2 separate regions of the Homo sapiens genome follow, and region 1 is linked to region 2. The links are chromatin loops, found by intact Hi-C in ENCODE. Cell type or tissue: Caco-2. All regions are shown on one strand. Links, peaks and the distances in the headings refer to the core of each region. The heading gives the core; the rest is flanking DNA.

Evidence for each region. Peaks named below come from ENCODE experiments on the same cell type or tissue, not always from the same donor. Only the 100,000 strongest peaks of a DNase experiment are listed, where the experiment ranks them.
Region 1: it touches region 2 in a loop (2.7-fold over the local background); 2 of 110 quality-filtered maps call a loop at or near these places.

Annotation. Positions count from the first base shown.
Region 1 is chr1:98,398,881-98,414,853 of GRCh38, reverse strand. No RefSeq gene overlaps it. Among named protein-coding and RNA genes, the nearest start is that of LINC01776, 200 kb to the right of the region's middle. In Caco-2, for the core only: no CTCF peak of the experiment used is centred there; no DNase peak of the experiment used is centred there.
Region 2 is chr1:98,450,387-98,466,359 of GRCh38, reverse strand. No RefSeq gene overlaps it. Among named protein-coding and RNA genes, the nearest start is that of SNX7-DT, 200 kb to the left of the region's middle. In Caco-2, for the core only: no CTCF peak of the experiment used is centred there; a DNase peak (open chromatin) is centred at 7,649; H3K4me3 peaks cover 254 bases.

The sequences.
Region 1 (15,973 bases), core at 3,222-11,221, 51 kb after region 2:
TTCAGTATCCAGCACACTACTTGATTTACAATGAAAATTCAATGTAATTTTATAGAGCTAAGCAACACTGTGGTTTGAAATAAATGCTTGATTATAATTTGGAAATACTCACATGGACATCATCATAAGTCCCATAAGTTTAGGCACCCTGTGGTTTGTGTTTTGAATTTGCACACTGATGCTAAAGAATGTCCTTTTTAATTCTCCAGTGAAATCCTGAAAAAGGACGTAGTGCTTTGGATCTTTGTCCTATGAATAATTTATTTCAACCTGTAACTATTTTCATCGACTGTGGTTATAATTTTTTCATAAAGCTTTATCTTTCCTTAAAATAAATTGGCTTATCTCTACTCATTTAATCTTCTTTTTATCATGTCTTGTAAATATTTTCTGATTACAAAATCATATATGGTTATTACTGAAAATATCAAAATTTTAAATAAGAAACAGGTGAATAAATTTCTGTAATTATTCCCAAAGAGACATCATGTTACTATACCTCCTTTCAGTATTATATTTATAATTATCTATACATATTTACAAAAAAAGTAGTATTACAACATATATGCCATTTCATAACCTCTTTCTGAACTTAATTTTAAATCGTTAATAATTTTTATATTGTTAATTTTCTTTAAAACTACATTTTAATTGGCCACATAGCATTAAAATGAATGCATTTAATTAAATTTTGTATGTTTGCATATTTTGGGCCCATTAGGTTATTTTCAATTGTTTGGTATTATAAGCAATGTAGGGGAAATTTTAATATTTAGATTTTTTCTGACATTTAGAAAATTATTTTCTTAGCATACATTTCTAAAAGTAGAAATATTAGTTCAAAATATAATCAAGCCTTTGCAAGATTGCCATTGAAAAAGTTTTACTGTTTACATGTCCCGATGTACACTGTATATGCAGTGTATAAAAGTAAGTTTCCACTAAGTATTGAAGGAACATATTCTTTCACACTGCATACTTCAAAATAATAAGAGCCAACTATGCCAAGCCCACAGCCAACATCATACTGAATGGGCAAAAACGGGACGCATTCCACTTAAAAACCAGCACAAGACAAGGATGCCCTCTTTTACCACTCTTATTTAACATAGTATTGGAAGTCATGGCCAAAGCAATCAGGCAAGAGAAAGAAATAAAAGGCATCCAAATAGGAAGAGAGGAATCCAAACAGTCCCTGTTTGCAGATGACATGATTCTGTATCTGGAAAACCCCATAGTCTCTGCCCAAAAAATCCTTGAGCTGATAAACAACTTTAAAAAAGTTTCAAGATATAAAATCAGTGTACAAAAATCACTAGCATTCCTCTGCACCAACAACAGCCAAGCCAAGAGCCAAATCAGGAATGAAATCCCATTCACAATTGCCACAAAAAGAATGAAATGCATGGGAATACAGCTAACTAAAACTCTACAATGAGAATTGAAAAACACTGCTCAAAGAAATCAGAGGTGACACTAACAAATGAAAAACATTCTGTACTTGTGAATAGGAAGAATCAATATTGTTAAAATGGCCATGCTGCCCAAAGAAACGTACAGATTCAGTGCATTACTATCAAACTACCAGTGACAGTCTTCACAGAACTAGGAAAAAAAACTACTTAAAAATCCATATGGAACTAAAAAAAAGAGCCTTAATAGCTAAAGTGATCCTAAGCAAAATGAATGACGCTGGAGGCATCATGTTATCTAACTTCAAACTACACTACAGGGCTATAGTAACCAAAATGGCATGGTACTAGTACAAAAACAAATACATAGACCAGTTGAATAGAATAGAGAGCACAGACACACACCTACAACCATCTGATCTTCAACAAGGCTGACAAAAACAAGCAATGGGGAAAGGACTCCCTATTCAATAAATGGCGCTGGGATAACTGGCTAGCCATATGCAGAATATTGAAACTGGACCTCTTCCTTACACCATATACAAAAATCAACAGAAGATGGATTAAAGACTTAAATGCAAAACCTGAAACTATAAAATCCTTGGAATACAACCTAGAAAATACCATTCTGGACATAAGAACTGGCAAGAATTTTATTATAAAGACACCAAAAGTAATTGCAACAAAAGCAAAAAGTGATAAATGGGATCTAATTAAGCCAAAGAATTTCTCCACAACAAAAGAAACTATCACAAGAGTAAACAGACAACCTATAGAATGGGAAAAATATTTGTAAACGATGTCTCTGACAAAGATCTAAAATCCAGCATCTATACAGTACTTAAAAAAAATTTACAAGAAAAAAAACAACCCCATTACAAAGTGGGCAAAGAACATGAACAGACACCAGAGGAAGACACACACGCAGCCAAAAAACATATGAGAAAAGCTCAATATCACTAATCATTAGAGAAATGCAAATCAAAACCACAGTGAGATATTATATTACACCAGTCAGAATGACTGTTATTAAAAAGTCAAAAAATAATAGATGTTGGTGAGGTTTCAGAGAAAAGGGAACACTTATATGCTGCTGGTGGGAGTATAAATTAGTTCAACCATTGTGGAAAGCAGCATGGCGATTCCTCAATGAACTGAAAACAGAACTACCATTCAACCCAGCAACCCCATTACTGGGTGTACACCCAAAGGAATATAAATAGTTACAAAGACACATGCATGCATATATTCATTGCAGCACTACGCACAATATCAAAGACATGGATTCAACCTAAAAGCCCATCAACAGTAGACTGGATAAAGAAAATGTGGTACATGTAAACCATGGAATACTATGCAGCTATAAAAAAGAATGAGATCATGTCCTTTAAAGGAACATGGATGGACCTGGAGGCCATTATCTCTAGCAAACTAACACAGGAACAGGAAACCAAATACTGCATGTTCTCACTTATAAGTGGGAGCAAAATTATGAGTACACATGGAAACAAAGACGACAGACACTGGGGCCTACTTGAGGGTACAGGGTGGAGGAAGGAGAGGATTAGAGAAAATAACTATTGGGTACTATGCTTAGTACCTGAGTAACTAAATGATCTGTACATCAAACGCCTGTGACATGAGTTTACTTAGATAACAAACCTGCACATGTACATCTGAAGCAAAAATAAAAATATTTTACAAAAGAAATAAAATATGTTCTAGGAATGTCATCAGCATTAGATTTTATTACTTTTAAAAATTTGGTCACTTTGATGGTGACAAAAACTTTTAATTAATATTTTAATTTGTTTATATGGAAGATGAATTATTTATTGTATTGCAAATGCTTCCTAGGTCCTCTTTGCTGGATAGAATTACTAATTTGTCAGGACTTTATGACAGACCAAAAGGATGGCTTTTCCATCTCTGGTTGCAGATTCAATATTATTTCCCGATTTCATAATTTTTGAAAGTTTTCTACCAAGCGCTTCTGCTCCCCTGTTGTCATGATTGGCCCTGAGTTATCATGAGGATTAAGTGAGATATATAAGTAAATAAAGGCCAGGTGCAGTGGCTCACACCTGTAAACTGAGTGCTTCGGGAGGCTAAAGTGGGAGAATTGCTTGAAGCCAGGACTTCAGGAGACCAACCTGGGTAACACAGTGAGACTTTGTCTCTACAGAAAATTTCAAAAATTAGCCAAGCATGGTGGCATATGCCTATAGTCCCAGCCACTCAGGAGGCTGAGGTGGGAGGATTACTTGAGCCCAGCAAGTCGAGGCTGCAGTGAGCCATGATTGCACCACTACACTCCAGCCTGGATAAGAGTGAGGCCCTATCCCAAAGAGAAAGGAAAAACAAACAAAAAAAAAGAAACTAAATGAGAAAAGAAAAGTAAAGAGCTTATGTACCTGATACATAGTAAATGTTCAATAAAAGGTAAAAATGATCTCATTATATTAGGCAAACAATTCTTGAAGTAACAGATAAGCAAAATGATCAAGCAAACAAAAGTTTATAAACAGGAAAATATAAGTATATCCTGATGCTTCTTGTGCAGCTGGAATAAGATAATATATGTGGATAGCCTTTGAAACCCAGTAGAGAACAATGAATAATATATTCAATGTGCCAAGAGAAAATAACATCAACTTAGAATGGTATTTTCAGGGAGAAATAAAGGCATTTTCAGTTAGATTTGCTCATCTTAACTAACAGACTGTCATTCTAAAGAATATTCTTTAATAAGGAGAAACATGACCCCAGAAAGAAGGTCAGAGTTATGGAAAGTCAAGTCGAGAAAAGAAATGATAAGCATGTGGTTAAATATAAATAAAAAATGAGTATACAAATAATAAAAATCTAATTGGGTGGATTTAAACACACACACACACACACACACACACACACACACACACACACGCACATGACAGACCTAACATACTGAACAATCAGCAGAGGTTTTCCAGTATAACAATTGAGAGCATAATTTCTGGCCCTAAATTATCTAATCTCCAATCCCATCTTGAACATTTTCTAATGATGTATCTTTGGTAAACTTAAACATCATGGGCTTTATTTTTCTCTCATATAAAATGAAGGTAATAATAGTGCTTGTCTCACAGGGCTTTTGTGAGGGTTAAATGAGGTAATTAGAATGGAGCCTGACATTCAGTGATAGCACACTGTGTGCTGTAACTAGATCTGAGTTAACTCATGCTAAGGAGTAAATATAAACATTGGACTTGACTTTTATAGAGTAACCAACAAAGAACAAAAATAGAGTTTACAGCTTCTATAGTTTTCACGGGACTGGATAAAATAGAGGAAAAAACCCTCAAACAATGAAAAGAAGACAATAAGAGAGAAAAAAGAAAAAACAAATAAAAAACAAAGAAAACTAGTAGAAATGAACACACACACACACACACACACACACACATATGTTTTAAGTGTGAATCTTAATAATCTCCAATTGGCTAATATATATATTTGCCTTGGCCAGATACTTTAGTACACTAATAACCTCGGTTGACTTTAATAAAAATTCTGAAAATCTAAACTGTGACTCTTCAATTTGTAAAATTAATAAAGATTCAAGCTTTTGAACCATAAAAGGGCCTACTAAAGGCTATGATTTCTCAGGGAGGTAATTTTTCTTTTTCCACAGAGAACCAATGCTAAGAACTAAAAGCTTTCTTGATGTCTCACTCTGAAGAGAACTGCTCCTCCACCAGCCCAGTTCATCCTTTCCCTGAAGGTATGGCCTTTCCCAAGCCCTGGTTTTGGATGGAATAAGCCTACAATACAAGACCTAACCCTGTAAAGGCCAAAAGTTTTTTTTTTTTTTTTTTTTGTTCACCTTTCCACACACACTAACTGAAACTATAGTTTAGACTTCTCAAACCCCATATGTACACAAATCATATAAGCATGTAACTAAAAGACAGATTCTCGATAAGCAGGTCTAAGGTAGGGCTCACAATTCTGCACTTCCAACAAGTTCTCAGGTGGTACCAATTCTACTGTTTTGAGAACCAGCACTGAGTAGAGAGACTATGACTATCAGAGACTGCAGACCCAGGGGGCATTCGGCAGCTTCAATGCCAGCTCACCTCCAGTAATTTCTTCTCCCAGTTTGTTGCTTGGGTCCACAGAAGATTTCACTTAATTTCTTACAACTTCATATATTTATTTAATAGGATGTCAAATTTTATTTAGCGTGTTTCAGGTTTGTAGTATGCAGGTTTTAGTTTACTGTGTTGTGGGAAATAGAATTCTTCTCCAAATAAGAGGAAGGATTCTTACAATCCTTGGTATTCATACTTAAATTGATCCCATTGAATATTATTTGTACACCATAAAATATATTGTATGAATATAAATTTATTCAGACCTTTTCATGGAATAAAAATTTAAATATTGCTGTAGGTTGATTTTGGTCATTTTAAATGACCTTTGAATTTGTCTTAATGACGCTGGCAACAAAGAAAAATGAAGAAATAAAATAAAGACACAGTGAACTTTTGCATAATTTATATAAATGACAGATGAAAAACAGATCTCACACAAACATGCTAGAAACTCAGGGCTTGGCTGTTTTCTAAATCACAGTTATACTATAGGAGACTATTGTACTTTTGATCAATGCACTTAAAAATATATTTTAAAATTCCTCTGATATATTTTTAAAAAATCAGAATTGCAGGTTCGTCTTTGTAAAATCTGAATTGATACTTGTATGATAAGTGCTTAGATGACTTAAAAATATTAATCCATACTTAATGGTATTTCTTTGTAACTTTGATTAGATCTTTGATGATGCAAAATAATTGGTTTCTGGTAGTTTTATGTCAGAAAGGTGAGTTCTGTTAAACACCTGCTCTCCCTTTATTAAAGAACCATTGCAATGACTATTTTTAAGTAATAAAAGGTTAATAAAACTATTATTATTTTGTTTAACTGCCTTCTAAAACAACCAACCTCTTAAAAGTTATCCTAATCAAAATCTCAAAAAGCTGTTCTAACCATCAGTGAATCTTTGATATATCTAGCGGCATTTGGATCGTAGAAGAGCTCAAAATCAAACAAATGAATGCTAAAACTGTGAATATAGATAATACTTATGAAGCCACAGAGACCACCTTCAATTTTTAAAAATAAAAAAGGATATCCACATATCCAAGTTGTAAAGCATATTTTAAATAAGTACATGCCATCAAGAATAGATTTAAAAAATAAAAAAGCAAGAAAGAACCCATTCTTTTTCCACACACAAAAATGGTGATCCAGAAAAGAAGCATCTATACTGGAAATAAAGAAACGAAGAAACTTAACTAAGCATAGGTTACCTCAACTGCGATGTACACATAGAACAATCAAATATGTAAGGCAGAATGGATTTATTGTAGAGAAATGAAGTGAATGAGAGCATTTTCCCAAATATATCAAGGGAAATGATGAGATTAGCAAAAGGTAAAATACATACCACTAATGATAAACAAGGGCAAGAAATAACAAATTGCTCTTAATCGCTAATGTTCTGAATTAAGAGAGAAATAATTTGGTTCACTGAGAATCATGCAGACACTGCAGAAAGGGTTACTGACAAAAGACATGTTAAAGAAATCTTGGTTGGGAGGCCAAGGTGGGCAGATCACAAGGTCAGGAGTTTGAGACTAGTCTGATAAACTTGGTGAAACCCCGTCTCTACTAAAAATACAAAAATTACTCTGGCGTAGTGGTTTGTGCCTGTAATCCCAGCTACTCAGGAGGCTGAGGCAGCAGAATCACTTGGACCCGGGAAGCGGAGGTTGGAGTGAGCCAAGATGGCACAATTTGCAGTCCAGGCTGGGCAACAGAGCGAGACTCCATCTCAAAAAAAAAAAAAAAGAAAAAAAAAAAGAAAGAAATCTTGGAACAATTTCAAAATGCACAAATTCCGAAACTGGATAGCACAGAATCTGAAGGTGTCAGAAAAAAACTTATATTAATCTTCTTTGAATCCCTTAAAATTATTCGTAAGATATCCTTAAGAACAAAACAAGTTTGAGAAGAATTAAAAAGCAAAAACAAAACAGAAAATATGAAACCTTACTCTTAAGAACTGAGACAAGTGATCTTGGGTATGGCTTAGTGTAAGTCTATTAACAAGTAAATGTTATGAAGCTACGCCTCATAAATTGTTCAAGTTCCTTAAAGGTAATAAAAATTATATCTTTTCAATAAATTTATAACATTCCTGGTGATTGTTTCTTTCTGTGATAATAGTAAGGTTATAGATAATACAGATGCCAGATTTTCCAACTCAGTGGTTCTAATGAAAACAACAACAACAACAAAACAAGGACTACTAAGTGAAATATGAAGTTTATCTATTTGTGCATCTTCTGTTTATGCCCATAAGTAAAGTGAAGTTAGAGAAATAACACCTATGCTCCTTTTGAAAGAACATAAAATCAAATCACATTTCTCTCAGTCATTATCTGATTAAAATGGCTTACACTGCATTCTGTGTTTTTGGCTGTTTTTGCTAAGAAGTAAAGGAGGTGGCGCTTTATCACAGAAAATGAGGAGGCTAGAAATAATGTTTTAAAAGACTTTTATACAGCTTAAATTCTAAATATCTCACATAACAAAATGCAAAACAATAAGCTATTAATAACCCATGTTCACATAACCTTATAAATAAGGCAGTGTACTTTGAGAATCTTAAATTACTAATGTTTTTTATGTCTGTGTTTTTTTCTCCTATAAGAACAGGTCTGCACTAGTCTGCATTAATTAAATTTAAGTAGGATTTCTGAGCCTGGATCATCATTAAGTCTGTGGCCCTGATTTAAATCTGCAGTAAAACATTTCTCCATTAAGTCTTGTGCTTTTGTGTCATATTTCATACACTAGTTGTCTCTTAATTAAATCCATGATGGTCCACCAACACAGACTATTAAAATAACTATACTTTGTACTTGACATATTTATGAGACAGAATCATAAGACTATAGACTGATACTTGAACTACTCACTGAGAAATGCTAATAAGATTATGATGAAGGTAAGATTAGAACATTCCTCTCTTTTCTCTTCTCTTCTTTCTAGAGATTTATTTTTATAACTGCAGTTCACTTCTATTTCAGGTTCTGACTTTTTCTCCAGACCATCTGAAAGCTCTTTCATTGTAGAATGACTGCAAATTAATAGTCAATAGAAATCTAGGAAAGTGTTCATTTATATCACATGATGTTAATATAAACATAATATAAACATTGAACTATATTTTTTGAGTTTTGCTTTATTCACAGCTGCAAGTAAATATGTTAATCTAGATATATGTTTGCCAATCCTTTAGGCATTCAGAGTGAAGAAAATTTACAAGGACTGAAACGAGAAAATAGCCCTGAGTGAAAAAGCAGTTTACTTTTAGATGGGGTGAAAGGAAGTCCATATATGTCAACCTCAGACATACTGAATTTTCAATCTGCTTGCCACAAAGAATGATGCTGTCTTTCTGGGTGAGCTTTCAGAGAACTTATCACATCATACGGTAAAAGACAGTTTCCAGTTTATTTTGTTTGCTTTCAGTGGCCTAACGTACACTTTAGTTTTTGTTTCATTTCTCTTACAAACATTTTTGTTTGTTTGTTTGCCATGTAGAGGGTAGGGCCTTTAAGGGAGAGAAAGGTACTTGAAGGATTAGGACATTTCAAATTACTGAAAGTTGTGTCAAAGTAGAGACTGTAGAAAAAACAACAAGTAGAATAATCATCAAGTGATCTAACACAAACAGACATTATCTAATACAAATATAGGGAGGAGTTCACAACTGTTAAGTCCATTATTTGCTTCTTACTAGTTCAGTAGATGTTCTGTAGCTTTTAAAAATATTGCTGTGCAATTCATCATTCAGCTCTATTTTTTCAGCAGAAGTTTTTAAAAAGTATTGCAAAATAAAAGATTAACTTAAAATAAATTATAGTTTTATTATAACAGTGGTCTGCGATGAAAAATGCAAGTATAAAATAAATTCTAATGTCATGTCAAGAATAGCAGCCACAGTCAGGCAGCTCCTCTAAACACATTAAATCTAATAAAATCACCCTCACATACTCCTGACACTAGTAGTAATTAAAATAACTTGTTTCAAAAAAATTGGTCCTATACATGAATACTTATTGGCAATTATTTCTTAGTTCTTCAAACCAAAGATAACATAATTTGATTCTCACACAATTTTCTTGTAAATGCAGTTCATATTGGGTTTTATATGCAGCTTAAGACTGTTAATTGCCATTTTGAGCCTCACAGTAAAATAGGGTTCAATATGTCGCTTTTCTCAAGCATACAGAAATGTTTGAGAAATGCTTGTCTTAGTCTAATGAACTGTGAATAATTTACATCCTGAGTCCTATTTTTCAGTTTAAGTGGTTCTGACTTTTCTTGACGCTTGTAAAGCCTAATCAACTTGTTACATTCATCTGATTAAAGAAAGCTATGGCAAAGTAGATGAATCCAGTGCTTCTTAAAGGAAGGTATGGTGTTTTGATTTTCTAAAGGCCACTGTTTCATTTGGATCTATTCTTCCTTTGCCACACTAGATGACATACTGTAAACTAAGGATTTTATTTATATTTGTGAGAAAATATTATCTGACTTAAAAGATTTGCAAAATCCCCTACCTCCTGGCGGGCGCACTCGATAACTTCCTGAATTTACAGAGACCAAACTGTTCTGTCAGGTATAAAAAGGAGCTGTTTCAGGGCATGAACATTTTTTATTTCTGAAAGAATCACAAATATGAGATGTGATTCCAGCTAGTTCTGAACACGTGTGTAAACAGAACTATATCAAAGAGATCAAGGCAGTGAATGCATTCAACAGTGACCACTGAAAACAGCAGCTTTGTGTCACCAGCATGAGAGGGTGCTGCAGACATTTTATCTTGCACAGGGGGCTTGGTAAAGAAGTAAACTAATTTAATATTCACCATGTATTTGCTCAAGAATCATCTTTTGTTCAAGGCTTAATTTCAGAGAGACTTCAAAATATATTACAGAACCTGTGAGTTGAAAGGAATTTTAGAGACAATCTGATTTTACTCCTCATTTTGTGAAAGAGGAAACTAAAGTCCAGAAGAAATAAGTAACACACTCATTATTACATAACCGTGCAACAGAATGATTGCTAACAGAATAAAAGGACATCATGATGTTGACTACTTAACATTATGGATGTGGGGAGGAGATGTGGGAAATATCTGTGAATGGACTGCAAACAGATTCTAAGACTCTATTATGCTGTGGCTGCCAGTAAAAGAGATCTCTGTTTGAAGCGACATGCCTGCCAGCTATGTGATTTTTTCATCCTCAATGTGAATTTTGAAAGACCTACATGTAGTGGAAAATGAAGAAGAAAATGAATTTATTTGCATTTTGAATCTATCTAAATATTAACAGTCCATGAAGTTAAATGGCAGAATGGATTTCTGTTGTGCTTGAATATGTGATTCAACATACATATATCATTCCTGGAAAAACTGTTAATTAGAATATATCAAAAGAATCATCAGACAAAGCTAAACTGTGGATATCAACCACCCAAAAAAGTCCAGGTAAAGAAACTGAAACACAGCCACTGGCAAGAAAGTTGAAGGAAACACTAAAATTAGGTTTGGTAGTAAATGAGCAACAGGGAGAGGAAGGTAGGCCAGGGGTCTTAACCCCAAGACTAGGACAAGAGAAGGATGAATAATGTATTGTAAGAAAAGGGGCTGACAGGGTTTTTCGTTGTTGTTTCTTTTGGGTGTTTTTTTTTTTTTGTCTTTGTTTTTTGTTTTTGTTTGTTTGTTTTGTTTTTTGGTTTGCTTTTGTTTTTTTCTATTTAGATAGTAAAGATTTGGAGTCCTGAAGATTATATAGTCTCTGCAATAACCACTCCACCCTGCCAGCAATAGACAATACAAATAATAAACAAATTGGCATGACTGTGTTCCAATAAAACTATATTTACAAAAAATAGAGGTATTAGGCAGATTTAGCCTGTGGTACTGTAATTCATCTATACCTATTATAGATAAAGCAGGAGATATAAATACATAGATAATAGGTAGATAAGAGAGAGACAGAGAGAGAATTGCATAGAAAGAGATAGTTGTTGATATATATATCTTTTTCCCTTTATAAGCAACCTATCTTCCCATTCCTGGAGATGCATTTGAACATACTCTGAGAATGGTGGAGGCTTCCAATGAGAATGAATAGGCTTCTCATAAAATAAAGAACATGAAAACAACTGTTGGCAAGGATGTGGCTAAACGGCAGTACTTTGAGGACTGTTGGTGGGATTTTAAACTAGTACAGCCATTAAGGAAAAGAGTCATGAGGTTCTTAAAAAAAAAAAAACCCTAAAAATAGAAACACCATGTGATCCAGCAGCCTCACTTCTGGGTATATATATATAAAGGAAATGAAATCAGTATGTCAGAGAGATAACTGCACTACCATGCAGATTCACTATTCACAATAGCCAAGATAGAGAATCAACCTGTGTCTGTCGATGGATGAATGGATAAAATGTGGTGTATATACACAATCAAATACTATCCAGTCACAAAAAAGAATAAACTCCTGTCATTTGCAAAAACGTAGATGAAACTGGAAGACATTATGTTAAGTGAAATAAGCCAATAAACCACACACAGAAATATGAATGCATGATCTCACCCATATGTGGAATGTAAATATATATGATACAAAAGCAGAGAGTAGAACAATAGTTACCAGAGACTAGGAAGGGAGGGAAGAGGAGGGGAGGTTTGTCAATAGGTACATAGTTACTCTTAGGAGGAATATGTTCTGGTGCTCTATTGCACAGCAGGGTAACGAGTTAACAGTAAAGTATAATATTATATATTACAAAATAGCTAGAAGGGACAATGTTCTCACCACAAAGAAATAATAAATGCATGAGGTGATGGATGCACTAACTTCCCTGACTGGATTATTATACAAAATATATATGCATAGAAACATCAAAGTATACCTCAAAAATATGCACAGTGTCAATTAAAAAATTAAAATAAAGAACGTATCTTTGCTTCAAATATCTACCACACCACAACTATCATAACTTTAAAAAATATAAATTAGATCACATCCTCCGATGGTTGAAACTTTCTTTGGTTTTCATTATAAGTAGAATAAAATCCTAGGTTTTGGACCATGTCTGACTCTGATTTCATCTTATATCATCCTCTCCCTTATTCACTACACTTTAGCCAAACTGACCTTTTGATTTTTTTGAACATTGAAATTGATACCGAATTTGGCTTGCTGTCCTCTCTGTGTGAAACTCACTTTCTCATATCATAGTATGATTAGCTTCATTTCAATATTCAGGCTTGGCTCAAATATAAAGTCAACAGAGATGCATTTTTCCATTTTTTTTCATTACATACTCATCAATATCTGAAATTATTCATTTACCTGCTTATTTTCTGTGTTCTTAACTAGAATAAAACTGCCATCAGGAAAAGGAATATGTCTGTGATAGTTTTCACTATAATTCCAGGACTCATAAGAGTGACTGACACATGGTAGATGTTTATTAAGTATTTGTAAACAGACGGATGGATGGAAGGATGGATGGATGGAAGGATGGATGGACGGATGGATGGATGAATAAATCAGACTCTACTTTTTCATGTTTTTTTCTGTGATGCTCAAAATAGCCTTACAGTGTATTGCAAATATTATTGCCAGCTAATAAAACAAGGTTTCAAATAAGTTAAGTTGAATGGCCCACATTACTGGTCTATAAAATGGCATAACTACAATATTAACTTGAGTGTTTGCCTCTAAACCCAGTTTACTTATTTAACTCTTATCTATCAAAAACTCTACTACATTTTACAAACACTAGCTCTTTGTAAAATGCCTACGCATAAGTACTAGTATCATCATCATTGTATCTGTGAGACAACTGAGGCACAGAGATGTTAAATAACTGTACAAAGTCTCACAAATAGTAAGTGGCAGAGCTGGAAATCCAAGCCTGCTATTATGGCTCTAGAGTTCTTAATCAGTACATTTAGCTGTATTCGTAAGGCACAGCCTATGTGCAGAACTCTTGGATTTGAACGATCATAAATAGCATATTTGTTTCTTACTGTTGCTATAACAAGTTACCTCAAATTAGTGAATTAACTCAAATGTATTCTCTTACAGTTTTGGAAGTCGGAAGACTGAAATGAATCTTCCAGGGCTAAAATCAAAGTGTCAGCAGGGCTACTGCCTTCTGACTCCCAGAGAAAATTCATTTCTTTGCCTTTTCTAGCTTCCAGAGGTCAACTGTATTCCATGGCTTATGGCCCCTTCCTTCATCTTCAAAACCACTGGCATAGCTTCTTCTGTCTTTGGGCTTCCCTCTGCTTCTGTTATCACATGGCCTTCTCCTGATTCTGCTTCCTCCTGCATCCTTTTTATAAGAACTCATGTGATCGTATCAGGCCCACCTTTATAATCCAGGATGATACCCCCGTCTCAATATGTTTAATTTAATCACATCTGCAAAGTATCATTTAACATATGGGTTAATATTTGCAGGCTCTAGGTGTTAGGACGTTGAGATTTTTGGAGGCTACCACATAAAATATCTACTTAGCTGCTCAAAATTGAATATTTTAACCACTTAACCAAGTATAAGTGGAATGAAAGTGCATTACTAATATTGCTACTGCTCGATGTCAACCTAGTAAAGTCTTTCCTAATGCCTTATTCTAAATTGCCACCCCCACACCAATTTTCTGCATCCCTGTTCAGCCTGCTTTAATTTTCTCCATAACACTGCCATCATTCACAACCATAAAACTTACAGTTTCTCCTCCACCAAAATATAAACTCTGTGAAGGAAGAGATTTTGATGGATTGCTTACAGATCTACCCCATCCCTCATGCCTAAAACAATATCTAGCATATATCAGACACCCAATAATTATTTAATAAATAAAAAATACATTAATAAACATCAGTGCACAAGTCAGCTTCTGAGAGTAGGGTAAGGTTGATGGGCCAGCTCTGTACCTTCCCTCATACCTCACCGTATGTGTCTCTGCATCTGCATCCCTTGTGATATCCTTTATGATAAACTGGTAAGTGTGAAAATAAATAATCAATATTTTACATGGATTATTCTGCTACAATCATATTATTTTATTATTGAACTCTTTGTGATGACAAAAACACACAATCTAATATAATGTATGCAGAAGATACAGGTGGCTAGCACATATTAAGCTAACAATATAATTTTGGATAAATGAATGGGTCACAGATTCAGGTAAAAAGAATTAACTCCCTTATTATGCTCATGGCTTAAAATGAATCTTTATATGTTTAAAGAAAACTATGTTTATTGAGCATACCAGAAATCTATTAGTATATTCTAATACTGTGTAGATGCTCTCAATGATAAACTCATCATAAGTTGAAGATATCATAAATTGAAAGTGTTTTTGACTTTCTATATTTTTAATGTATGTTGGGTTTCTCCAAAGGTAACCCCATCTTACACTGGGGAGCATGCTGAATGCATAGAATTTTCGCACCATCATAAAATCAAAAAAATTGTAAGTTGAGCCATCATAAGTCAGGACCTTCTGTAATATTGAAATATAATGTATATGTCCTCCATAGTTTTCCATCTTAATCGTGTGTGTTAATGTGTGAGTGCTTGTGTGTGTGCATGTGGATATGACACACACACATACACAAAGAGTTAAAAATCTCACTGTAATGAAATGGAATTTTTTACTAAAAAAAAATTCAAATTAGAATTTAGTCTAATTTTTATTGGTACCAGAACTTCCCAGAATTATTTTGATAGAAACAAATGAAGATCTTGAGCCCATCTACTTAAGTATAGGACTCAGAGCTATCAGTCACTTTGTACCAACCAATGTTGTATAAAATGATACTGATTTCTCTAAACACACCATGATCAAGATAAATCTTTAAACTGATGGGTCACTGAGATGATGAGTAAGACTGGAATGCATGGCTATATGCAAATTATCTAAAAGACTGAAATTAGCCCTTATTTAATTGTGGTCATCTCAAGAATGTTTTTCTAGATATTTTATAGTTTCTAATTCTGTCAGCCATTCTGATGTGAGGTGATACGATTAATTTGACCTATGTCACTATATTGACTCTGTGTCCTGAAAACCTAATGTCTGCATTTAATTTTAGTGTTAAGAACATTCTTGACTAAAAAGGCAGATTTATTTTGTGGAGTTGACTTGTCCATTCTCTGCACCGATTTACTTTTTACCTCTCATGTGAACATCTACGAGTAACTCCTATGAAGCACTCCTTGCATTTCCAAGTTGTCCTTAGTCTTAGCTTAAATACCTATTTAAATAAATCTTACTTATTTTATTTTGCTTTTAAAATGTTAGCCTCTTCCATAGACAATAGTCCTTCTTCCACTAGAATTTGCAAGATTGCTTCATAGTTTACATATGTGTGCTACATATCCATTTTGAAATTGAAAGCAAAAATCCA
Region 2 (15,973 bases), core at 3,342-11,341:
ACAGGAAAAACTGAGAATGAAAAAGAAATAATATTTTATTGAGTCAAAGAAATGGTAAAAGAATTACCATAATTTGAGTAAACTTTGGGTGCTAAGCACTTTCTATATATTCTCTCATTTAATTCTCACAAAACTCTTGGAAAGAAGTTTTATGAACATGTATTTTTCCTAGTGGAGGAAACTGGGGCTCAAAGAGTTCAGGTAACATGTTCAAGGTACCCTTTGCTCCTAAGTGGAAAAGGCTGTTTAAATTCCAAAGCACTTTCCAAGGCTATTAGACCATCTCCTCTCCCTGTGCTTTACAGACAGAGCAAACAGGACTCCAATTTCCATATCCCTGCAATTAAGGCCTGATAAATACCATGTTTGGAAATTTTACTTGAACACTTAGAGTGCATTTTCCTCTAGGAATAAAATATTTAATGCTAGCTAGTGTTTCAACCTAACTATCAAAGCTTATTGAATTCAAAATGTAGCTGATCTATAAATTACAAAAACTCTATTCTACAGTCCTACAAGAGAGTCTACAGAAAACAATGCCTTCTTAATCCTAAATTTGAAAGTTAAGCCTGGGCACAGTGGTTCACGCCTGTAATCTCAGCACTTTGGGAGGTTGAGACAGGCAGATCATGAGGTCAGGAGATCCAGACCATCCTGGCCAACATGGTGAAACCCTGTCTCTACTAAAAATACAAACATTAGCTGGGCATGGTGGCACGTGCCTGTAAACCCAGCTACTCCAGAGGCTGAGGCAGGAGAATCACTTGAACCCGGCAGGCAGAGCTTGCAGTGAGCTGAGACAGAGTCACAGCACTCCAGCCTGGCGACAGAGGGAGACTCCGTCTCAAAAAAAAAAAAAAAAAAAAATTAAGAAAGAAAGTTAAGGCCATGCTACTCTTTATCATAGCAGTTAGAAGCCACTTCTGTATCTTTGTCTTATGGGTAGATTTAATATATGTGAAGGTGAAAATGAAGGATAGGTTCCCCAAACTAGAGGATGTTGTAGTAGCCATTATTATGCATTGCTATCTGAGAGCTGTTTGTAAGGTGAGTGACCATGTATGTGATGGACAATCAATGCATGTTTTAGCAGATATGTAAGTGTATGTCTCTAAGTCTGAGAAGCTCACTCAAATGCACAGATACACATATATGTATATAGACCCGATAATAGCTCAGTGTCCCTCCTGAGATCTGAGATATACAAGGCTTGGCATTTGCCCCTTTTCCAGCATGCCTGAACATGCCTGAAATATGAAATATGGATCTCTTACCACTGAATTACTTTAACAAGTTTAGCAAAAGGCAATATGATTTCAGTAGTTGTTTATAGAACTGGAAGTACTCCCCACCCCCCATCTTTGGTGTCAAATTTTAGATTTTAAATGTGTGCACTAGCCCAGTTTAGAAGGCCTGGAGATGTGATGAGTATTTTCAATAAAACTCTCTCAATTTCTGAAGCTCTTATAGTGATGCTCTATTTGTTCTTTCCTCTATGAGAAATCTGCATGAACACCACCAGGTGATGAGTGCACCAGCAGCATAAATAACTCATCACTATTCTCAATCCACAGTTCATCACCAACCTTGCACGAGGGAGAAAAACTAATTGTTATCTGCTGTCCTTTTTATTTTTTCTCCTGTCTCCAGCAATCCATCTCCCTGCCTCCAGCCTCCACCTTCTACTAACATTTTTCCATCCATCCTTCAGTATTTTATCCTTATGACACTACCTGCAATCTATGATTATTTACTTTTCTGATTATAAATGACACTATCTCCCTATAGAGAAAACATAAGTTATGGCAAATGTAGGGTAGTTAAAATTACGAGAATAGTTAGGAAACCCTAGTGGATCTGTTTCCAGGTACCTATGATTTTCTGATTAGTTTCCCTTAAGACTTAAAAATTATAACTTAGTACAGACAAGAGAATTTCTGGGCTGCTGAACTCAGAGATCAGGACATATGAGGAGTTTGGACATAGTTGCTGTATTATAAATTCTTGTTTTTAGGTATCTTTTCTATGAAATGAGGCATTTCATTGTACTGGCTTCCATGGCCTTGCCTTTGGTTAAGAAAGAATGCTGTATGTTTAGAGAAAATGACTTTTCTAGGGCATAATTATACCTTAGGAACATTAAATGAGTTCTCCTATCTTTTTCTTCAAATTGACATTATTCCATGACCTTTGCAGTTAGAGAAATCAGATTTTCCACGAAGGAGGAATATTTTATGCTGAGGATTTTGAAGCAGGAGAAGTGCCTGAATGAGTAAGCAATCCTACTTAAATACTGGAAAATGAGCATCTAGAGATTTATATGTCCCCAAAACCTATGGATGACAAACATTTTTAAAAACGAAAACACTTTAGAATCTAAAGCTATTTCTTTTTCTTTCATACGCAAATTTATAATTTCTTGGCAATAGGAATGTTAGTTTGAACAGGATGAAAAAGATTAGGAAGTTTATTCTCAATGATCAGCCAAAACTGTATAGCACTATAAATTGCTCTTATTAAACTAGCATTCTAGAAAGACAAGGTCAAAAGTTGATTATAAGGATCAAATCAATAGAAAAATAGATTATAGCTACCTGTTCCTTACTAGACCTGTAACAGGCTGACTTTTCAGAGCAAACACATTGGTATGTATACAGATTTTTTTACATCTCTTCAGTATATAATTCAAAGTGCCAAAAGCACTAACTTAACATCTCAGGTTTGGTCTCTTCATTTATAAAGATGTTATTATTTTGGAAGTTACTCTGAAGATTAAGAGGCATTAGAAAATATGTGAAAATGTTTTTTAAAGGGCAAAGCAGTAACAAATACAGAATATTATTGCTATTTCCATAGTATTTTACATATTCAGGATGAAACTATGTTTAAGAAACAAAGTCAGAAATAAATTTTTGAGATACCCTTAAAACCATGAGTAGTGAAACTCAAGTAGTTTCTTTTCAAATCCAAAGGACTGCTGTTAAGTTGACATTTTCTTACCTGCACGTGGACAACTAAGATTGTTGAAATGTAAGAAAAAGTCTTCTAGAAACCAGAAATATTTATCCAAGCAAGTAGCTACCTTCTGAGGTAGAGTGTCCCCATCACTGGAAATGTTTTAATATCATCATTAGGATGATAGAACCAGCTGTCATTCTGTTATGAGTATGACGGTGGAATTCCTCATCCAAAAGAAGCAATCTCTTGCCATTTCCTAGTTCTTGCCTTAATACTTATCTCCAACTAACCCACGGCACATTTTACTTATTTATCTTCTTTATTTTCTTCCTTTTTTATTAACAGTAAACTTCACAAAGGCATGTTGTTCAGCAGCATATTTCCCATGTCTTAAAATGTGCCTGGCACACAGTAGATGTATGATAAATATTTTTTTAACATATGAGAGATTGGATGAGATGCTTTCTAAGATTCCCTCCAGTTTCCAAGAAACTATGAAAAAATGTAGGGGTGAGTCTCATTACTAATCAAAAGTTTACTGACTTTATAAAACTATGCAAATCTTACATAGAAAATTCATCTCTACTTTGACTATCTTTGCTGTATTTATTTTATCCTTATGAGTATTTGGGAAGCAACAGTGCCCATTTACTCCCATTCACAGAATTAAGGTATAAAGAAAAATATGAATTGCTAAAACTAAGAAAATAAAACAACATACCATGTTTATTTTGTTTCTTTCTTAATTATTTGGGTTTTACATAAAAAAAGAGATCCATTCATTTATTCAACAAACATTTATGTATGCCTTACTTAATGTCAGGCACTTGATAAACACTGGGGGGAAATGTATCCTAGAAGAACTCACAGTCAGGAATAGGGGATACAGACATCACATCTTCATGTTATTTCCTCTAAGCTTGAGAATGGAAATGATGTATGCATGTGGATGTAGTAACATTAGGAAGTTCTGCCCTTTCAAAGCCTTGCTAGCATGTCTGTAGACCAATAAAGTAAGCAGTGGCTGAAAATGTCTATGCAGACTTTAACTTCAAGTCTACAATGTGCCAGACATTGCAAGGATTCAAGAATATCCTCGAACTCTGGGAAGGGAGATAGACTTATAAACAGATCATTGTAACGTGATATGTGTCACTCATACGCAAGTTGTGGAAGTACAGTGGAACCAGAGATTCACTCTGATTCAGAAATGGAGGTACGGGAAAGTGTCCCAGTTAGAGTCCTGACAAAAAACACATGGCACACTCAAATTAGGCAACAGAGGAAAGGCTTTTACAGTGACCATTTACAAAGGTGTGGGCAAGTGTAGGGAAACAAGATTGTGCAATACGTTGGAAATTATACTCCAGGCTTCAAGGAGTGAAGGGGAAGAGCAGGGGAGACAGTAATTCCTGGATCCTGGAACAGAAAGAGCTGGATGGAGAAAACTGTTTAACAGGAGCTATGATCTTCAGTACACAGACGATGGATGGCAACCCCAGGGATGCCGCTAAAGAGATAAAACCCTGCCTCACTCTCCCCTTGTCTTCTGATTTTCTGCCAGTGTTCTCACTGGCCAAAGCCAGGCAGAAGGCAAAGGAAAAGGGATCCCATCGATGAAGTCAATATGGGTCAGCTTCCTAGGCCACAGAGCAGAGTAGGGAAGAATGCAGAGTCAAATATGGTGCAGCAAACAAAAGATAGACAATGCAGAAGGCTTTGGTGCCAGGAGACACTTGAGCTGGGGCTTGAAGGCTGTGTGGGAATGCATTAGCTAGTTTAACTGGGTCACACCAGAAAGAGAAGGCACATTTTGAAGAATGCTTGACAGGGTGATTTCTACGCAGAACAGAAAATGTAGACTTTGTCTATATGTCTAGGAGATTTTCTGAGCATGCTTGCTACTGCCATGAGCTGATAGCAAAGCTACTTATTTGAAAGGGGTCTCAGAATCTGAGAACTGACCAAAACCTCTAGTAAATACCCACCAAAGCATTCCTGCAATCTTTAGATGTTAAGAGAGGATTTGAAGGCCTTCAGTCCAATCCAAGCTGAGACTGTTAGTTGAATATAGTGTTATTTTTTGTGATAGAATATAATATGAAATCAAAAGTATCTACCTCCTAGACAAAATATTAATACATACTATGAATTAAAACTCCTTTTTCAGTCAATGCAAGATGAGGCTAGATAGTTAAAAAAAAGCTTCAATCTCAAATTATTTCAAGAGTATAATGGGCTCCACTTCTCTTGATGAGAAATTATTCTTTGTTATACAATTAGCTTCAGATCTTTTAGTTCTTCTGATTCTTGTGTATGTGACATTACTGAAGAGCTGATTTATAACTATTGTACCCTAGCCCATTTTGGACAATAGCATGACCTGATGCAGTGGTTTTCAAATTGTAAAAAAAAAAAAAAAAAAAATCTTATTCAGAATTTCAATATATAAAGGAGGTAAAAGTAAAGAATGGGTACCTTGATAGTTTAAATATTCACTGTTCAGTGAAAAATATTTTGTTACTTGCTCCAAACCCTGAAGCACCATTGTGAACACTTGAACTTCCTCAGGCAACAGTTTGAAAATCATTGACCTCAAGAATAGGAAATTAAGTACATGAGAGGACACCAGAGTTTAAGTCTCAGTTTTAAATTAAATCCCTCCTCTGTGGTCCCATGAAAAGCAAGGAAACTTCTTGAGGGCCACAGAAATGCTGGTATTGATTTCCCTGGGGAATGATTGACAGACTGGCTCTGGGCAAGTCACTAAACCTCTTCCTGCTTTAGGGTCCTTCTCTGTAAAATGGGGTTGCTAATAGTTACCATGCCTCTCCTTTACCACGGAGATGTGAGAAAATTAATGAATGGTTGTTCCCAAGGATTTAAAAGACCTTTTGAAGAAAGCCTGTAGATAAGACAAAAAAGAATATATTTTATTTGATCCTAACCAGTAAATGCTCTGAGAGAGTACAGAAACAAATATCTAAAACTCTAAGTGGATGGTGTCAGTTCTAATTTACTTCTTTGCTTGGGCTGAGGTTGTACTATTAGAGCCAACCAAGGACACATACCACTGCTCTCCCGTGTCTGGGTGTGCTGAAAGAAGCTGCAGGGAGAACAGTGAGTTAGGAGATAAGTCTAGGAATCTGGGGACTAGTGAGATGAGGGCAAGTGAGGTTGGGGATGCAGAAGAAAAAAAGCACCAGAGGAGCTCTCTGAGCACTGCTGGGGAACAGAGTTATTGATGTGTGTGTCAAGAAGGAGCTGGCTACAATACACAGAGGCACTGCGAAAAACAACAGCAGTTCCTCAAAGTGTGCTGTGTGGGGAGGAAGGCATCCTTGGTTCCATTTTACAGGTGTTGAAACCGGCCAGGGAGTTGTTCTAACCCATTTGCTACATATCCCTACAGTTTGGCTATCTTTCCTAGCTAGACCGGCCTTGATCATTATGACAGACAAGATTATTTTCAGATGAGAAGGACAGCACTCCTGTGGCAAATCTCCTTTGTGCACCTCCTTTTCTTCCCACCCCTCACTCAAGGTCCGGATTTCTTTACTTGCAGCCTGAAATCTTTATACAGCATTCTAAGCTCAGGAATCTCTACCCCCAATATCTTCCTTTCTCCAGCTTTAAACTGGTGCTAGGAAATCATCTTAAGCACCATCTAACCTCAACTGCCTATGCTCAGAAGCATTACATAATGCTCTGTGCTGACATTGTATACGCCAAGCTCTTTGTGTGGTTTTCAGGCTCCTTCATTATCTGAACCCACCTCACACATGCAGCCCTTCATCTTGCTACATTGTCCTGACTCTGAACACATCATATTTTTCATTGTTCTCAGAACTCAATCTATTCTACATTCTTCTATTTCTATGCCCCCCCTACTGACCAATGTAAATTGCCTTCCCATTTTGGATAAATAGGAAACCATTGATATAACTCTATCCATCCTTCAAATCTTATTTCACATGACACTCTATAAATTCTTCTCTGACCTCCCTGCATTTTCCCCCTTCCTCTTTAACCTACCCCACTATTCTGCTTCCATAGCAACCTGTCACTGTATTTATTTTCACTTGGAGCATTTGTACTGGGCTTGGTGGTTCAAAGTCCTTGGTTCACAATTTGTTCTCATTTATTAGTTGTGACTTAGAAAAAGTAAATTAAGTTCTTTGAGCCTCAATTTCTTGACAGTAAATGGGAATAAAATATGTTTAAATGAGATTAAATGTATGAAAGTCTTTAGCATTGTGCATGGCATAAATGAGTTACTTGACAAGCATGAGTATGTGAATGAATGAATGAAGAAAAAATAAATTGATGGATTTTGTGATGATACAGCATATTAACTGTTGTCTGGGAAGAGTAAAATCACTCATTCTTGCTTTTCAGCTATAGAATGAGAAAACATTCCATTAAGGTATCTCTTAGAAGATCAGCGTCAGTTAGCAAGTTGAATGACAGGCCTGTGAAACTTGCTAATTGCACGTAGGAGGAACCACATAGCCTGAGTGTGTGTGCTGGCTTTCTCCTGAGCTGTTGCAACTTTCTATATCTGCATGAAGTCTTTCAGATTTGTTTACCTGGTTTGTATCCAGTTTCCAGCATTATACCTGCTTCATTGTTGTCATTCTTTAAATTCTCTTTCACCAGACAAAGAGAAAAGTTTGGCTTTGAAGTTGCAGGGAGCCGCGTTGTCAGTTACCGCGGGAACCCATGGAAGTACACGTGAAAGCAGGCATTAGAGACGGTGGAGATCAGAGGGCATTTCAAAAGCTGCAGGAGCTATTCAGATTCTCTTATTTAAAGGGGCTCTGATGCCAGAAGATGGTGTGTTGGACTCTTCTATGCCAGCAGTTTGAAATGTATTTGTGGTTTAAGCATAGAGAGTCCTGATTTAAAATTCCCATTTTCAGGGGGAAAATGTTTTCTGTTCTAGGACTCTTATATAGCAATTCTTTCTGAGGAGCCATATGCCATGCTGTTCTACCATGTCTGCCATTCCTGGGGAGAATTCAGGAGCAGGAGATGAAAGGAAACTGAGAAGATGGTTGCTCCCCTTATTTTTCTTGCCCCTAGGATAAAGTGATTGGCTCAGTTTTGAACTCTGACACCAAAGTATGTTAAAGGTCTAACAGACATTAAGCAAATGTTTGCAGATTGATCTGTTAATTTAAAGAATTGCTTGTCTACCCTGTGAGGCAAGAATACTCTTTTTTCAATTAGCACATTTTAAGAAAGAAACGAGGTTAGGTGTGGTCAACTCTGCACTTGGAGTTTCTCTGACAATTGAGTTTGAAAACTGAGAAGGAAAGAAGAGGATAGGAAATTCTCACCATTTATGTTCCCCTCTGTGCAAAGCGATAAAGTTGAAGATGAGCAGACTTATTGAACTAAAACGTTAAGTTGCATGCGCAGGAAAATTGAAGAAAGCAAAATGCACAGTATCCTCTCCCTAAAAGCCTTTTATGGGTAGGGGAAAAATATGTCCCTGTTGGTCAATTTCCCTTCTCTGATAGAAGCAGAATTTTTTCTTGCTGCTGCCCATGTGACTCTTTGGTATTGTTATTTCAACTTCTGTAGTACATTGCTAGATGACGGTGATTACTTGGTTTTTAAAAAATGTGAACATTGAATAAATTTCATTACTTTTGCATAGAATACATTGAGAAAATAATTCCATAGATCTCCTAAACTTGAATCAAGTTTCTCAGTTGGAGAAACAACAGCAACAGCAAACAACAACATTTTTTTCCCTTTATTTGCATCACTGCGCTGTATTCCATTTTAGGAATCAGAAGGGACATGTTTTGCAGAACAGAAATCAAAACACACTGGGTTGAAGGGAAACAATGGTAGTGGTTCAGCTCCAACTTCTTATGTAAAAGTTTACCATATGATAATGTAGTTGTACTGCATATTCAATTTTGATATGTAACCTTTGAAATAAATTGGAATACTCTTTCCTGCTACTCTTGGCACACGCCGGGTGATCATAAACAATAATCTCATAAAGGTCACCTGCTCGATAAGTTCTGCTCTCAGCAAGAAGTAAAAAGGACTACTCAGAGATATTTTCTTTTTTCTCTGAGACTCTTAATTTATTCTTCTTTCCCTCTTTGAAGATCCAAACAACAAAAATTTTCTTATACCAAGTAGACTCACAGAATTTCTGGAGTGTTTATTGTTTTTCTCTTTTTCTGACACTTTACACTTTTTTAAAAAACTTAAATTGGCTGATGGAAAGTAGGCAAAGCAGTTTGGCGTCGTGGTGGGGAAGAGAGTTAAGTTATTCAGCCAAAAACTAATTGGCTATTTTAAAGCAAATGATGATTTTATTTCAACTTCTCTCTACCCAAATTAATTTATGTGAATAGACATGGCTAAAATAAGTAGGCATGTATACGTGTGATGTTTTCTTTTTCAGAATTTGTTCATTTAACAAAATGTATTTCAGGAACTTTATAACAAATCCCAAATGAGCTTAATATTGCTTTACCAAAGTAACTTCAGCTCCATCTACAAAAGCTAAAAAACATATTGTGTTAAAATTGAGCACCAGTTATGTCAGTTGTGTCTTTACCTTTATTCACAAGCAAAATAAGCCCATTCGATATTTTTCTACTTGTAGATAACTTGCTTTAATATATGCCAATCACATCTGCTGCCAAATAATACAGGTTACTATTCTCCTATGAGGTAATGACATAAGAAAGGGCTCCCTTGCCACAAACATATGTAAAGATGTTTATATAAGTCATATCCATGATATTTGGTTAGCTTTAATTCAATCTGGAAGTTGTATAGAAAGGACAGTTAAGAAAAAAATGTCACACAAAACCCTCTGTGGGAAGAATTCATCTGCACCTCCAATTTATTTCAAACCTCTTTAAAAATTTTAATCAAATAACCAAAATAGGACATTTTCAGGATGAAATGAGTAAAATAAACGTTTTCGTTATTTTTTATTCTCCTCCACCTTGTTATAAGAGGAAGATTTTAAGCAGTTCAAAAACCTTAATAGTAATTTCAACTTATTGTATGCCAGGTTCTATTTTATTTTTTAAATCTTTACATAAAAACTGTCTATTTTATTTTTTAAATCTTTACATATAAAGTGTCTGTCTTAGATGTCATAGAGTAATTAAGCAATCTTAAGAGATTCTTAAGATTCTTAAGAGAATCTTGTTCTCTCTCTTTCTCTCATAATGTGGATTAAATATACGTTTTCAGAGGATGAATTGAGTCAGTCTCTAGTTAGAGTTATGATGAGAAGAATTACAGAATTGGTGTCATGTGGATGGGGCCTTGAGTAGGAGTAGATGTGAAGGGACACGGGTGCAGGAATGCCATCCAGGCATGGATGTCTTGGGAGAGGTAGTGAGGAGCAGCATCTTTGTACCTTATATCAAATCTTGCATCATTATATCTTCCAAAACTTATTATAACTGTTACTGTCAAAGTGGACTTTTAAAAAGCTATAGAATCTTCAGAGATGTTCTTCAAGATCTCACATTCTCTTACAATTTAAAAGTGGGACTTTATTATTGAGAAAACACCAACATTATCTGGAGCACGCAGTCCTTGGAATTTAACAAAAAAAAAGTAATAGATTTGGATAAATCTTACAAATGTTGTTAAAATGTAGATTTTGCTGTCTACTGAATCTTTTTGTCAGTCACTGAAATTATAGAATACAAATCTAACAGAAGCCCAATTGGAGCTGACTTTGGGAAGAAGGTGAACAGTTGTGGGCTCTGGAAAAGGACAGGCTGCTGTGATTGTGGCTGTTTCCCACAGAGCTTCCTTGTTCGTTGATGAATAAAAGTTGGAGAATTAATACATAATCAAAATTTGTAGTGTATTTTTATGAACTAAAGGGTGCATTTATCTCTTTCTCTGGATAATTTTTAGGTTGACACTGAAGTAGGCACAAAATACCCACCCCAAACATACAAATCTAAGGTAATTCACTTCAATTTTAAATATTTTAAAATAGAGATGTATATCTTTGAGACAAATTATGGTGTTAATATATGGTAGGACAGATGGACCAAATAAAAATTCACAACTGAACACATTTCAGGAGCTGTGAATACATTTTACAGCATATCTTCCATTTGTTCCTTTTTTTCAGTTGTTTCTCTCTTTATTATGCTACTTCAGTTGTCTAGCACCTATAGGAATGTACCTAGAAAATGTGACTTGAGTTTATTAGTCCTGTAAGAATTTGCATTTATCTTTGTCAAGAGGATAACCGAAGGCAGGAAACTTTCTGTGAAGTATTCTAATTAATCTAACTCAACATATTTTGTATTCTAAAAATCCCAACAACTAAAATTCAGTTCTTAAGAAGAAGGAAAAGAGCAGAGGTGCCCCTGAGGAAGAAAAGGGAAGAATTAAGACAAAAAGAATTGAACAGAATGAAATGAAGAAGGAACCAAATAGGAAGCTTCTGAATAAACATCACCCATCTCTCTGCTTTCCTTCCAATAACCGCTGACCTCTACCTTCCTGGAGATTCAATCCTGTTGTCAGGGAACACTTTACTCTTCCAGAACACCTAGAAACTTTTCCTGAGTTTTTTAAACTCAGCCAGCTTGTTAGTCGGTGTCTGCATTCTGGCTGCCTCATCTGCCACACATAAGTAGCAGTCCCTAATGGCAGGCGAATGTGGGCTTTTCCACATGCAAAATATGCCTCTCGGTACTAAGTAAAGCAAAAGAGGCCCGTTTTCTAAGACTTTGCACTTGAGAATGTGTTTGGACAATCTCTGTCCAGATGTCAGTGTGCAGATGCATATTTCAGACATTCTTTTTCCTGATTAGCATGCAGCCAGAACACCTGTTTTGCTGCCTGGAGGAATCATATTAGAAATAAAGATACACCTGCACAGTCGAATATTTGCACTGTATTTATAAACAGATCTTTCAGTGTTTGGGTCAATACCTTCCCATCAGTCCGAAGGTATATAAATGTAGCCCCTGAAATGACTTCAGTCCCATTTGGTAGACTCTCGCGGGCATTTTTAAAAAACCGCATTTTAAGTGGGCTTGAAGTATTATGTCTTCCATGGGGGTTACTCAGAACTTGTATGTGCACTTTGGAGGGGTAATTGTTCAAACCTATAAGCAATTATCCCACACTGGCAATAGGATTAGACACGTACCATACATAAGATTTACAAATGCTGAAAAGGACAAGCAGTCATGGTACAAATGTCTGCTTTCTTTGAACATTTAAAAATATTTAAAACTTTTATCATTTAAAAAATAAGTTTAAGCTGATACCTAGAAACATAAAATAACACATTTCTAATAGCAATGTAAAAATGCTTACACGTGTAATTATTTTAAACTAAAATAAATGAGAAATTATTTAAAATACAACAAAGGGCAATGATAAGAAGACTTAAAATCCTATTAAAATCATCTTTGAGAATGTATCAAACTTATCTAACTAGACAGTCTGGGGAAAAATGAAAGAATGGCTATCTTGTGGCTTGATTTAAATGATAGAATTTGAGTAGCATCATTCATTATTTGTGATTGATATGCTTCTAGGAACTGAGCTTTTGAACTTTATAAAGTTCATCAAGTACTGCTTTCACTAGGCACTTCCATGGATAAATTATATGCTTCTAAAGTCCTTAGAATTGAGAACATTAGAATTAACCTCTATCAATTTAATAATAATTCTACATGAGCCAGATTCCAGTCCTTCATAACTAAAGTTGTGAATCCCTTAGCCAAAAATAAGAAAGGAAAGTCTGAAATAAGACGTTTATGCTGTTTGAGAAAACAAAAACACAGATTGACCCTATATTTTTCTTTAATCTGTCTAAAATCAATTAGATATTTGAATTGTGGTATTGTATTTCCAGGAAGCTTCATTGCTTTCTATTATCGTCATGACAAAAATAAACAATTCCTTTTGAAATCATAAAGAAAAATGCCTCCCACTGAGTTGATGTTGTGTGCTATTATATGAAGAACATATGTGTAATAAAAAATGAGAAATTATGGATCAAATAATGATGTTGAAGCCACTCACGTAAACAATAGAGAGCATTTTGGATGAACTCCAAATATCATCATTATTGTTTAATTTCAGCCCCAGTTATGTATCTGCCTAGGCTAGTGTCAAAGATAATAATCTCACCAGATAGATATAAAATGCACAATTAAAATTACATAGCTTCATTATTCTGTTTACACACAGTACTAAACCACTTTTTTCCAGCTGACTGACCCAGCAGAGCATTTTGTTCATTCAGCTCCCTTGCAAATTCAGTGGGCTGATACCCATTTCTTTGTATATATTAAGTCATTTTCTATCAATGTAGGAATAAAGTAACTAAGAAGAGGCATGAACATATTTGCTTTCTAGTGAATCTGTTCTTTACATCTTGCCCTCTGTCTTTCACATACAATTATGGGTTTTTAAAGTAGGGGAGAGCCTTACTGGAAGTCACAAAATGCCAATTAAAAGAAATGGACAGAAGCTCATTGCCAAATAACTCATTCTGAGAAAAAGAAGACAAAGACGGCTACGCATTTCAGCCCTCCTCACTGAAATGTCCACTGCCAGTCAACACATGAGAGAACCCTCAACAGGAAAGGGATTTAGAAAGTTACTCAATCCAAGACTGACTTTAACTCAAAACTACTTGTCAAAGGAAGTTTTCATGTTTGCTACCAGCAAAAAAGAAAAGAAATCCAAAAGCAAAGAAAATAATAGCCAGAAATTTTTAAAACAGGGGTTAAAAAAATAAAGCATTGCCCAATTTATGTCTAAAATAAAGGTAATTCAGAAAACTATGATTTCTTGGTAGAAAGAAATATCATTTCCTATTGTTAAGTTATAGATTGAAAGACAAAACTTTTGTCATTTATTTTCTTTGAATGCAAAGCATTGCACTCTAAGTAGAGCTGAACAGGATCTGCCTCTCCATCACTGACAGTTAATAATTAAATCAAACATTATATTCAGCAATAGAACATATGCATCAGCTTCTTTCAAATTGCATTTCCTTCCTGTTAGGTCCATTAGCGTAAGCCAGACTGCCTTTAGAAACCCCCTTATTGCTGCTGTCTTTCAGCACAGTTCCTGAAATGGATAATGTGGTACATATTATAGGCAATTACACAGAACTCCCCAGCGATAGGGTTTTAGAGTTACAGAATGAAACAGCTGGAATTACAGAGCTATAAGCTAATCAGAAAAAAAAAAAGGAAAGAGTTAAAAAAAAATAACCTGGACAAAGAAAAAAAGTGGAAAGTGTGAGAGGTTCTATAAAAACATTGTTCCTAGGGAAGCTATTTGTACCAGAAGAATCTCCAGGGTTCACAGTGTAAAACTATCTAAATCTAAACAGGTTATTTTTAAAAATGGTTTTTGCCAAGTCTTTTATACTGGTGGTGTAAAAGCACATAACAGACAGCTAGCAAATTTGAGATATTGAAAACAATAACATTTTTCTCTCCAGCTTTACCAACGTGATATTTCCATATTAGTAACATTGTGAAAAATCTAGTCTTCTTTTTCAATTTTATTTCCATAAAAACACAAATGGTTCCAGAAGATGAAGTTTCTATTTACTAAATGCGCCACATATATAATATTTTCAACTTGTTATTTTACGCTTCGGCTCGGGTATGTAGTGCTCGTGCAATAGAGATAAGAAATTACATAATCTATCTCTCTTCTTGGTTTGGGTACTGCAATTGGAATGTTCTGCTGGAAAAGTCAGACACAAACATTATATGTATACCTAAAGGAAAAAAAGTTTTATATTCAGAGAGAAAATATATATTCTGATTTCTTTCAAGGTTTTAGGAAATAAAGAAATAATGGGTTTTGATGATAAAAATGTTGCTTCAGTTGGTTGTAAGCAAAGTGCAGTTTTTAGCTTGTGTCAATGAAGTGTTTAGAAATTTTTCCAGTAAAATTACCTTATAACTTGAGAAATAATGGAACTATCTGCACAGCAACTACTGGGAAATGAAACAAAAGTGGGTGCAATTTCAAACTTTAAATATAGTTACAGAACCGTTTTCAAATTTGTTACTAACATATTCTACAAAAATCTGAAGATATTAAAGGCAGAATATTTGTGCTGCTCCTGGAGGACTATTTCTTTCTCTATAAAGAGATGGATTACTGGGAGGCTGAGATGAGCAGATCACTGGAGGTCAGGAGTTCAAGACCAGCCTGGGCAACATGGTGAAACCCCACCGCTACCAAAAATACAAAAATTAGCTGGATGTGGTGGCAGAAACCTGGAATGCTAGCTATTCAGGAGGCTGAGGTACAAGAATAGCTTGAATCCGGGAGGCTGAGGTTGCAGTGAGCTGAGATTGAGCCATTGCACTTCAGCTGGGGTGAGAGAGTGAGACTCTATCTCAACAACAAAAAAAGAAAGAGATGGATTACATAGTCATAGCCAGATTTATGTGGCTACTTATGTACTTTCATAAGGCTTCAGTAGCCAATATTTATTTCAACAACAATACAATGGCAGCAGGAGGAATCTGGACATAAAATTTGCTACCAGTTTGATATCCTTAACAGTCATTGTCTTCCACTTCCCTTAAGAGTAGGGATTCTTTGTTGTTGTTGTTTTATTTTTTTCTTCTTTCCAGTAAAACTTTGCTATGACAGAGGAGAAGGAAAGGAAACAGAGATGTTAACAAGGCCCAACATTAAAGTCAAAGGAAGACTATGTCTCCTCATTATAAAAAGTAATGTTCACTTTAAGAGTAAAATCCGAATTTGTTTTTATTATTGAAGCTATGTTGGTGACTGTATAATATAATAAGTGAATATGCTCTGAATACCCAAACCTATTTGTCATATAACAGACAAAGTTCAGGAGATTTAATTGGAGGTTATGTTCTTGTATGTCCCTGTTTATCATAAGAAAGGACATTGAAACAGAGGAAGAAAAGACCTAAAAGAAACAGTGAGTGTATTGGCTACAGGGATAGAGAATCTCACAACTGGTATC